Regions from separate parts of the Homo sapiens genome. Here region 1 is linked to region 2. A link is an interaction called in ENCODE POLR2A ChIA-PET data of the cell type or tissue named here. Cell type or tissue: GM12878. All regions are shown on one strand.

Evidence for each region. ChIA-PET counts read pairs that join two places held together with the same protein. Peaks named below come from ENCODE experiments on the same cell type or tissue, not always from the same donor. Only the 100,000 strongest peaks of a DNase experiment are listed, where the experiment ranks them.
Region 1: POLR2A ChIA-PET joins it to region 2 with 6 read pairs; 5 of 35 experiments call an interaction of 5 or more read pairs at or near these places.

What each region holds. Positions count from the first base shown.
Region 1 is chrX:44,969,148-44,973,147 of GRCh38, reverse strand. All of the region lies in intron 3 of KDM6A (lysine demethylase 6A), which reads right to left. Among named protein-coding and RNA genes, the nearest start is that of KDM6A, 98 kb to the right of the region's middle. RefSeq lists an enhancer at 1,150-1,444. In GM12878, no CTCF peak of the experiment used is centred here; no DNase peak of the experiment used is centred here.
Region 2 is chrX:44,897,486-44,901,485 of GRCh38, reverse strand. The region is part of intron 2 of KDM6A (lysine demethylase 6A); the gene reads right to left. Among named protein-coding and RNA genes, the nearest start is that of KDM6A, 26 kb to the right of the region's middle. In GM12878, no CTCF peak of the experiment used is centred here; a DNase peak (open chromatin) is centred at 2,332; H3K4me3 peaks cover 1,286 bases; H3K27ac peaks cover 2,149 bases.

The sequences.
Region 1 (4,000 bases), 72 kb before region 2:
TTTGACCATGTTCTGATAAAGTTTCTATTCTCCCCTCTATATTCTACAAAATAGATGATGTGAAGGCTCCCAGAAGTGTTAAGTGTTCTGCTTTGATTTACTTTTTTTTTTTTGAGATGGGGTCTCACTCTGTTGCCCAGGCTGGAATGCAGTGGGGTGATCTTGGCTCACTGCAATCTCCGCCTCCCAGGTTCAAGTGATTCTCCTGCCTCAGCCTCCTGAGTAGCTGGGATTACAGGCGCGTGCCACCATGCCCAGCTAATTTTTGTATTTTTAGTAGAGGCGGGGTTTCACCATTTTGGCCAGGCTGGTCTCGAACTCCCGACCTCAAGTGATCCACCTGCCTTGGCATCCCAAAGTGTGGGATTACAGGTGTGAGCCACCATGACCGGCCTGATTTGATTTACTTCTGAATAACCCACTCTCTCTGTTCATATTCCTGACCAGATTTTCCTGGTTCATATTGGTCATGTCATATGTCCTAATTATGGGTATTATGTTTGCCAAGAGTCACACATGCCCCAGCACACTGCCTTCCCCAAAAGTGGCTCTTGTAAACTATTGAGGAACCAGAAGCCACATTATAACGCTAAAATCTCTTCTTTAGTTTTACTTCTCCCAAGAGCCTCCTCTAAATAGTGACAATATGGCCCCTTCCTTACATAGCTATGTTCGTGCCTGCTATTCAGCTTTCCAAAGATAAACGGTATCTTGTTCAGGGATACTTTTATCAGTGGATTAAAAAAAAAAGAAAGAAAGGCAAGAGAACACTGAACATCACAGCCAGGCATGGGTTACACCTACAGAGGAAGGGAGGAGGATGCAACTGGAGAGAACACAGGCTTGTGGTAGCAGTATCATTCTATTTCTTAACTTGTAGAGTAGGTAGACAGGTGTCAATTTTAATAGTCTTTAAACCATATATAGGTTTTTAGACATTCTACTTAAGTATAATATGCTGCTCAATTTAAGGATCAGAAACTAGCAAAAAACATTTTACAACACACTGCATGTTACCCTTCACTAGTGACCAAGTTGTTTCTTCAACAAAGCAGTAAATAAAACATTATCTTCTGACTATATGTTAGGGACAAACCGCCCCAAAAAAGCTTCTTGGTATTGCCAACACTCCCCCCAAACCCCTGCGTACTGCCCACCCCTTGCCTTAACGCCCTGCAACCCTTCTCTGTGCCGTTCACCCTTCCCCCAGCCTCTTTACTTTTCTAAGCTCTTATCCAGGCGCCCCAGTGGAGCCAGCAGACTTCACTTATCAGACCTTGCTGCGATAAGCAAACCCCAATTACAAACCATCCAGACTGCACAGGGGAGGTCGTGGGAAGCATAAACAAACTTTACCTAAACCCTCCTGTAAGTTCCTTCATCTGGCTGCTACCATAAATGTCACAAGGTTATATATGGCAAAGTTAACCAACAAACGACCCCAGGGTCTCTCTCCCCCATATAAACCCCTCATTTTGTAAGCTCAGGGCTGCCTCCTCTGTCTGTGGTGGAGCAGCCAGCAGGTTCAATAAACTTACTCGCCTGACTTTGGGTCTATTTTTCCTTTCTCTCGGCTGACCTTACAATATATGAGATGCTGAATAAAAGAAGATTTACCAAAAATGGAAGTTAATGTTTTCTGAAACTCTATATGAAATGTTTTCATTTTACTGTAAATTGCCAAAATATATATAAAATCATATAAAGAACATTCTGAATATGTTCAAATTACAGAAACATTACCCAAAAACATCATCACATATCTGAAAAAATAACTTTTACATATGAATAATGCTCATCTTTTTTGCATAAAGATGATGCCAACCAACCTATCACTGGAAGGACGTTAGACTATGAGAAATTTTTCCAGTTGTGGTGAAGAACTGGTTTTAAGCCATCTCCCATTTCCTAGTTCTTCATGCATGAGGGTAGCTAGTTTATAAAGGTCATTAATTAATGGTCTTCTAAAAAGAAAAGCAAACCAAATTTATCAAACCAGCTGTAGAAAAAAAATAGTCAAGCAAGAGTTTGTGTAGTCAATGGTGTGGCTGATTTTCTCACATTCATTTCTAACCACACTCTCAATCCCCGTTATTGATTTGAAAAGGTTATCAGTTTCCTGGCAATCTCGGTGATTGTTTTAGTCCAGAAATGGGCACATGAGCTCAGGTGGCCCAATCACCACTGATTTATAGATGACAGACATGAAAAAGGTTCTCTGTCTACTAATGGATGTGAACAAGGAAGCATATATTACCAACTGCCACCACGAGGGAACTATCTTGGGATGAAGCCCACAGCACAGAAGAAACAGACTGAAAAGTAACTGGATCCTTCTAGACTTCAAACCATGCCTGGAGAAAAATCCACCTATGAACTTCCTATTATGTGAGGTAATAAATGTCCTTATTGTTTAAGCTAGAATCAGGTATTTAATACTTGTACCTAAAAACATGCTGAAAACAGAAGACTTGGTCCCTGACAATTTTGTGCAGTCACCATATCAAACCTGGAGATTGCCCTTGTAATGATATTACAGAATTTCCACAAATTTGGAGGGCATACTTTCAATAATTTGATTAATTATATATATCATCTGGCTTCATAAAATTCTCTTTTAGGATTGGGGAACCTTTAAAAAGACAGTATGATGTCTTCTAAAGCAAATAAAACTGAAGTATAAGAAGTCCATGTGATGTGAAAAGATGTTACAAAAAAACCCCCAAAGAAATAAAAAATTAAAGAGAAAAAATAAAATATTTTAAAAAAGAAGTCCATGTAATTATCAGTTGGGAGAAACATGGCATCCATACAAAAATATGGTGAACTGAGAAATAAATATGAATGCTCAAATTCAAAGTCACAAAGTTAATACTCTAAATGGCAGGAACAGATTTGTAATTGAGCCATTTCTTCCATGAGCATTTGTTCCATTTCTTCCATAGTGATCTTTCTACTCGTTTACACATTTTATAAACAATTATACTCTACCCTCATTATGCTTAGCATCTTATTTTAAGAAGGATCTTAACGTGCTGTTTCTTAATCAGAAAAAAAATCATTAAAACTCTAAAGGTGCAGTATGCAAGTACCCATCACCTCACCAAAGTCTCTCTAGTAAAATCCTTTTGACCAAAGCACAGTCCTTATTTCTAATCTTTAAGGTAGTTATCCATAAAAAAATTCCTAGTCTACTGTAACTAGAATTTTCTAAAGTCCTTAATACAGAATGAGGGAAATCATTTATTTGGACATCCTCATACAATGCTTAAAACCTGTTTTAGAATGATTACAGAAAATGGATTAAAAAATTGACAATTTTGGAGAAGCCAAACAAAATCTATGATTGGAAAACACACATTTCATGTTCTTATACTATAAATATTCCAGGATAGAGTACTGTCATTCAACCCACAAAAGACAAAAAGAGAGGGCCGGGCGCAGTGGCTCACGCCTGTAATCCCAGCACTTTGGGAGGCCGAGGCAGGCGGATCACAAGGTCAGGAGATCGAGACCATCCTGGCTAACACGGTGAAACCCTGTCTCTACTAAAAATAGAAAAATTAGCCGGGCGTGGTGGCGGGCACCTGTAGTACCAGCTACTCAGGAGGCTGAGGCAGGAGAATGGCGTGAACCCGGGAGGCAGAGCTTGCAGTGAGCCGAGATCGCGCCACTGGACTCCAGCCTGGGCAACAGAGCAAGACTCCATCTCAAAAAAAAAAAAAAAAAAAAAAAAGATAAAAAGAGAAAGAAAACCCTCCAAGCTCTAACTTAAGGCTTCTCCACATTGGCAGCTCTTGGCATGTAACTTGCCCTGGCCATTTGTAACTGCTTAAGAATTGAAACAACCAAAGCATATTTTGCCCAAAAGTGACAGAAATGCAACAAACGACCAATTACTTGAGGGAAGGAAGAATGCAAGAAAAATCTATCACTGGCTAGAATTTCAGGGAACTTATAATTGGGAAAACTTCCAGCTCAAAAATATGAAGAAACAATT
Region 2 (4,000 bases):
CACCTATAGAATACTCCCTGCAACAACAGCAGAATACACATTCTACTCAAGTGTATATGGAACACTATCCGTGACAAACCACGTTAGGCCACTAAAACAAGTCCCCGTATATATATATATATATTTTTTTGAGATGGAGTCTCACTCTGTCACCTCGGCTCACTGCAACCTCTGCCTCTCAGGTTCAAGCAATTCTCCTGCCTCAGCCTCCCGAGCAGCTGAGATTACAGGTGCCTGCCACTACGCCTGGCTAATTTTTGTATTTTAGTAGAAATGGGGTTTCACCATGTTGGCCAAGCTGGTCTCAAACTCCTGACCCTCAAGTGATCTGCCCGCCATGGCCTCCCAAAGTGCTGGGATAACAGGCGTGAGCCACTGCACCTGGCCGTCCTCATAATTTTAAAAGAATTAAAATTTTAAAAGCTATGCTCTCTGACCAAAATGTAGTGAAATTAGAAATCAGTAACAGGAACAAATTGGAGAAATTCACAAATATATGAAAAACTTTAAACACTCCAAAATAACTAATGGATCAAAGAAAAATGCAGAATATTATTATTAAACATATTACACAGAAAATAAACAAACCATTTCTTTCTTTTTTTGAGACGAAGTCTAGCTCTGTCACCCAGGCTGGAGTGCAGTGACACGATCTCCACCTCCCAGGTTCCGGTGATTCTCCTGCCTCAGCCGCCCGAGTAGCTGGGATTACCGGCTCCTGCCACCACGCCCAGCTAATTTTTGTATTTTTAGTAGAGATGGGGTTTCACTGTGTTGGCCAGGCTGGTCTCAAACTCCTGACCTCATGATCCGCCCGCCTCGGATTCCCAAAGTGCTGCAATTACAAGCGTGAGCCACCACGCCCGGCCAAATCATTTCTTAAATAACAAAACGGCTAAACTTATTTTAAGAGAAACTCCCTATTATTGAAGGGCCTAACAATCTTTTCTCCAGGAAGATTTTTCTCAGAAAAAAAGTCTATAAATTGTACAGGAACAAGTTTAAAAGAACAGAAAAAAGGATAAAATCATAGAATTTTTAGAGCTAGAATGAATTAAAATTGTAGAACTTTACTACATGTACATTGCTGAAATAATAATTATTCCCTGCCTAAGGAAGACTAATGCCTCCTACCTATTAAGTTTTCCCTTGCTTATTCATTTGAAATTCATACAGAAACATATCTGTACGTACCGCCTCTCCTTCCTACTCCTAAAAACTTCTGAATCACTTTGCCTATTTTAAGCATTTTAAGAATTTTGGGGAAAAAATTTTGTTTGGCTGGCCTTAATATGTTGAAAGGAGCAGAATGTTATGTTATACTGGTATATTTGGCATAGGAAACTAAAGAGTAACTGCTGTTTGATGGCAAACCATAACAGTGACATTCTGCTATAATCCAGTTTATCTTTCAGTTTCTTTCTTTGCATGTAAATATCTACTTCCTTTAAAGAATATGACAGAAAGCATTTGATATTCAAAAGTAAGCCTTCTAGTTATTTAAACCATATCCCCGAAATAACAGTTATGGGTCACGCCCTAATAGAAACAGCTTTAAAATGAGGATATGTTGTGATTTTGTCACAAGATTCTCCTAAATTTGACTTATTTTGTTCACGACATAATATCTTTAGACAAAACTTTCATAATTCAAAATTGAATTACTATAAGCCTTCCAGTTCCACCAAAATGGAGTACCATAGCTTCATTCTTCCCAGGTCCTCCCTCTTAACAACTAAAAAACCCTGAACATAATACAACAAACAAGCATAGAAAGTATCTGAAAAGTGGAAAGAAAGCAGCAGATTTCCTAAAGACTTCATAATTTGAGGAGTAATAAGGCAATGAGATCCCTGGGTTTTCGTATTGCCACCCATATTTCCAAGACAGGATGCTGCTTCAGAAGACCCCAATACAGTATCACCAACTGTCACAGAGAAAAAAAAAATTCCAAGAAAAGCCTGTTCCTCCTAGTCAAAAGGCTGGGAAAAGGGTAAGCTTAACAAAGGAAACCCTTCTGGCAAAACCCATCCTACTCCAGCTAAGTACCAAAAGAAAACATATACACACACACCCTCCTCCAGTTTCAGTGGAGCCGGGCATATAGCTAATCTAACACATACACCCCCCACCACAAAGCAGAAGCAGGTAAAAGAGTAAGCTTACCAAAAGAAACCTTTCTGGCAAAACCCATCTTACTTGAGCTAAATACCAATGGAAAACACACACACACACACACACACACACACACACACACACACGCATACACACACACCCTCCCTTCCTCCCCCTCCCTCCACAGTTTCAGTGGAGCCAAGCATACAACTAATCTAAACACACACACACCCCACCACAAAGCAGAAGCAGATAAAAGGGTAAGCTTACCAAAGAAACCTTTCTGGCAAAACCCATCTTACTCAAGCTAAATACCAATGGAAAACAAACAAACACACACACACACACACACACACACACACACACCCTCCCTCTCCCTCCCTCCGCAGTTTCAGTGGAGCCAAGCATACAGCTAATCTAACACCCCCCCACCACCACCACCAAGCAGAAGAAGCAGGTGGTGCTTTGCACCAGGTGGTACTGGAAGGGCAGAGTGGATAAGTGCTCCTACACCCTCCACCCAGCAAAAGCAGGCTGTGGGACTGGAGCCCCTACCAGGGTTGTGTTGGCAAGACAAAACAGGGAATTGATCTTCCATCCCCCACACAGGGGTGCTCCAGTTCCCCTGTTGGGTTAGTGGCAAGCCTAAAAGAGGAGCTGATCTTCCATACTCCACCCAGTAAGAGCAAGCGGTGTTCAGACTCACCCATTTAAGATAGTGTCAGTGGGGTCTAGGGGCAAGCTAGGCTTCCACCACCACCCATTAGCAAGGAGGCTTAATAAAGCTGCGTGAAGCAGTTAGTCACCACTACCTTTCACCACCACTCCACTCCCACCTCCCTCCTGCACACACAGGCCTGGTGTCAACAGGACCCAGCAAGAACCTGAACCTGCACCCCTACCCAGCCATCAACAAGACTGAACAAGGAGATGTGAGTTAGAGTCAGTCAGCTTTCTACTCCCTGCCCCAACCCCTGGTATCAGTGGTAACCAGTGAAGAGCTGAACCTCCACATTCACCCAGTATCAAGGCTAAATGAAGCAGTGTAAGACAGAGTAGCTGACAACCATTTCAGCCATTCTCAAATGCCAGTGGTACCCAGAGGGGGCTGAGCTTCCATTCCCCACCTGGCATCAACTCAGGGGAAGTGGTATGAGGTAAGGAGCTTTTTCTTCACCCTGCAGCATCAGTGCAGTGTGAGATAGCCTCCCTACTTCTCTCTTGCTGAGGCAGCATGGCCCGTCAGAAAGTTCATCTTATACCCCTACTCAGAGGCAACAAGGTGGCATAAAATGGTGCCCAACTTTTGTTAGGAAGATGTGAGGGTAAGGGAGGAATTGAACTTCCATCCCACCAGTCTGCATTAAGGCCATATGACTTAGTGCCCCACTTTTTCCACAGTAATTATCAGCAGGACCCAGCAAGAAGCTGAATGAACACACCCACCTAACCCTTGCACTACACTTCAACAAGGGAACTGCCTAGTATAAAAAAGAATAGGCCAGGTGCTGTGGTGCACACCTGTGACTCCTGCTACTCAAGAGGCTGAAGCAGCGGATTACTTAAGTCCTAGAGTTCAAGACCAACCTGGGCAACAGAGCAAGACCCTATCTCAAAAAAAACAAAAAAACAAAATTAGCCAGGCATGGTGGCACACACCTGTTGTCCTAGTTACTCAGCAGGCCAAGGTAGGAGAATCACTTGAGCCCAGGAGTTTGAGGTTACAGCAAGCTATGATCACATCACTGCACTCCAGTCTGGATGACTGATCACGACCCTGTCTCTTAAAAGAAAAAAGGAACAAGATGCACAGTTCTCAAAATATGTATGATATCCAAAATGTCCAGAGTACAAATGAAAATCTCATGCCATACCAGAAACCAGG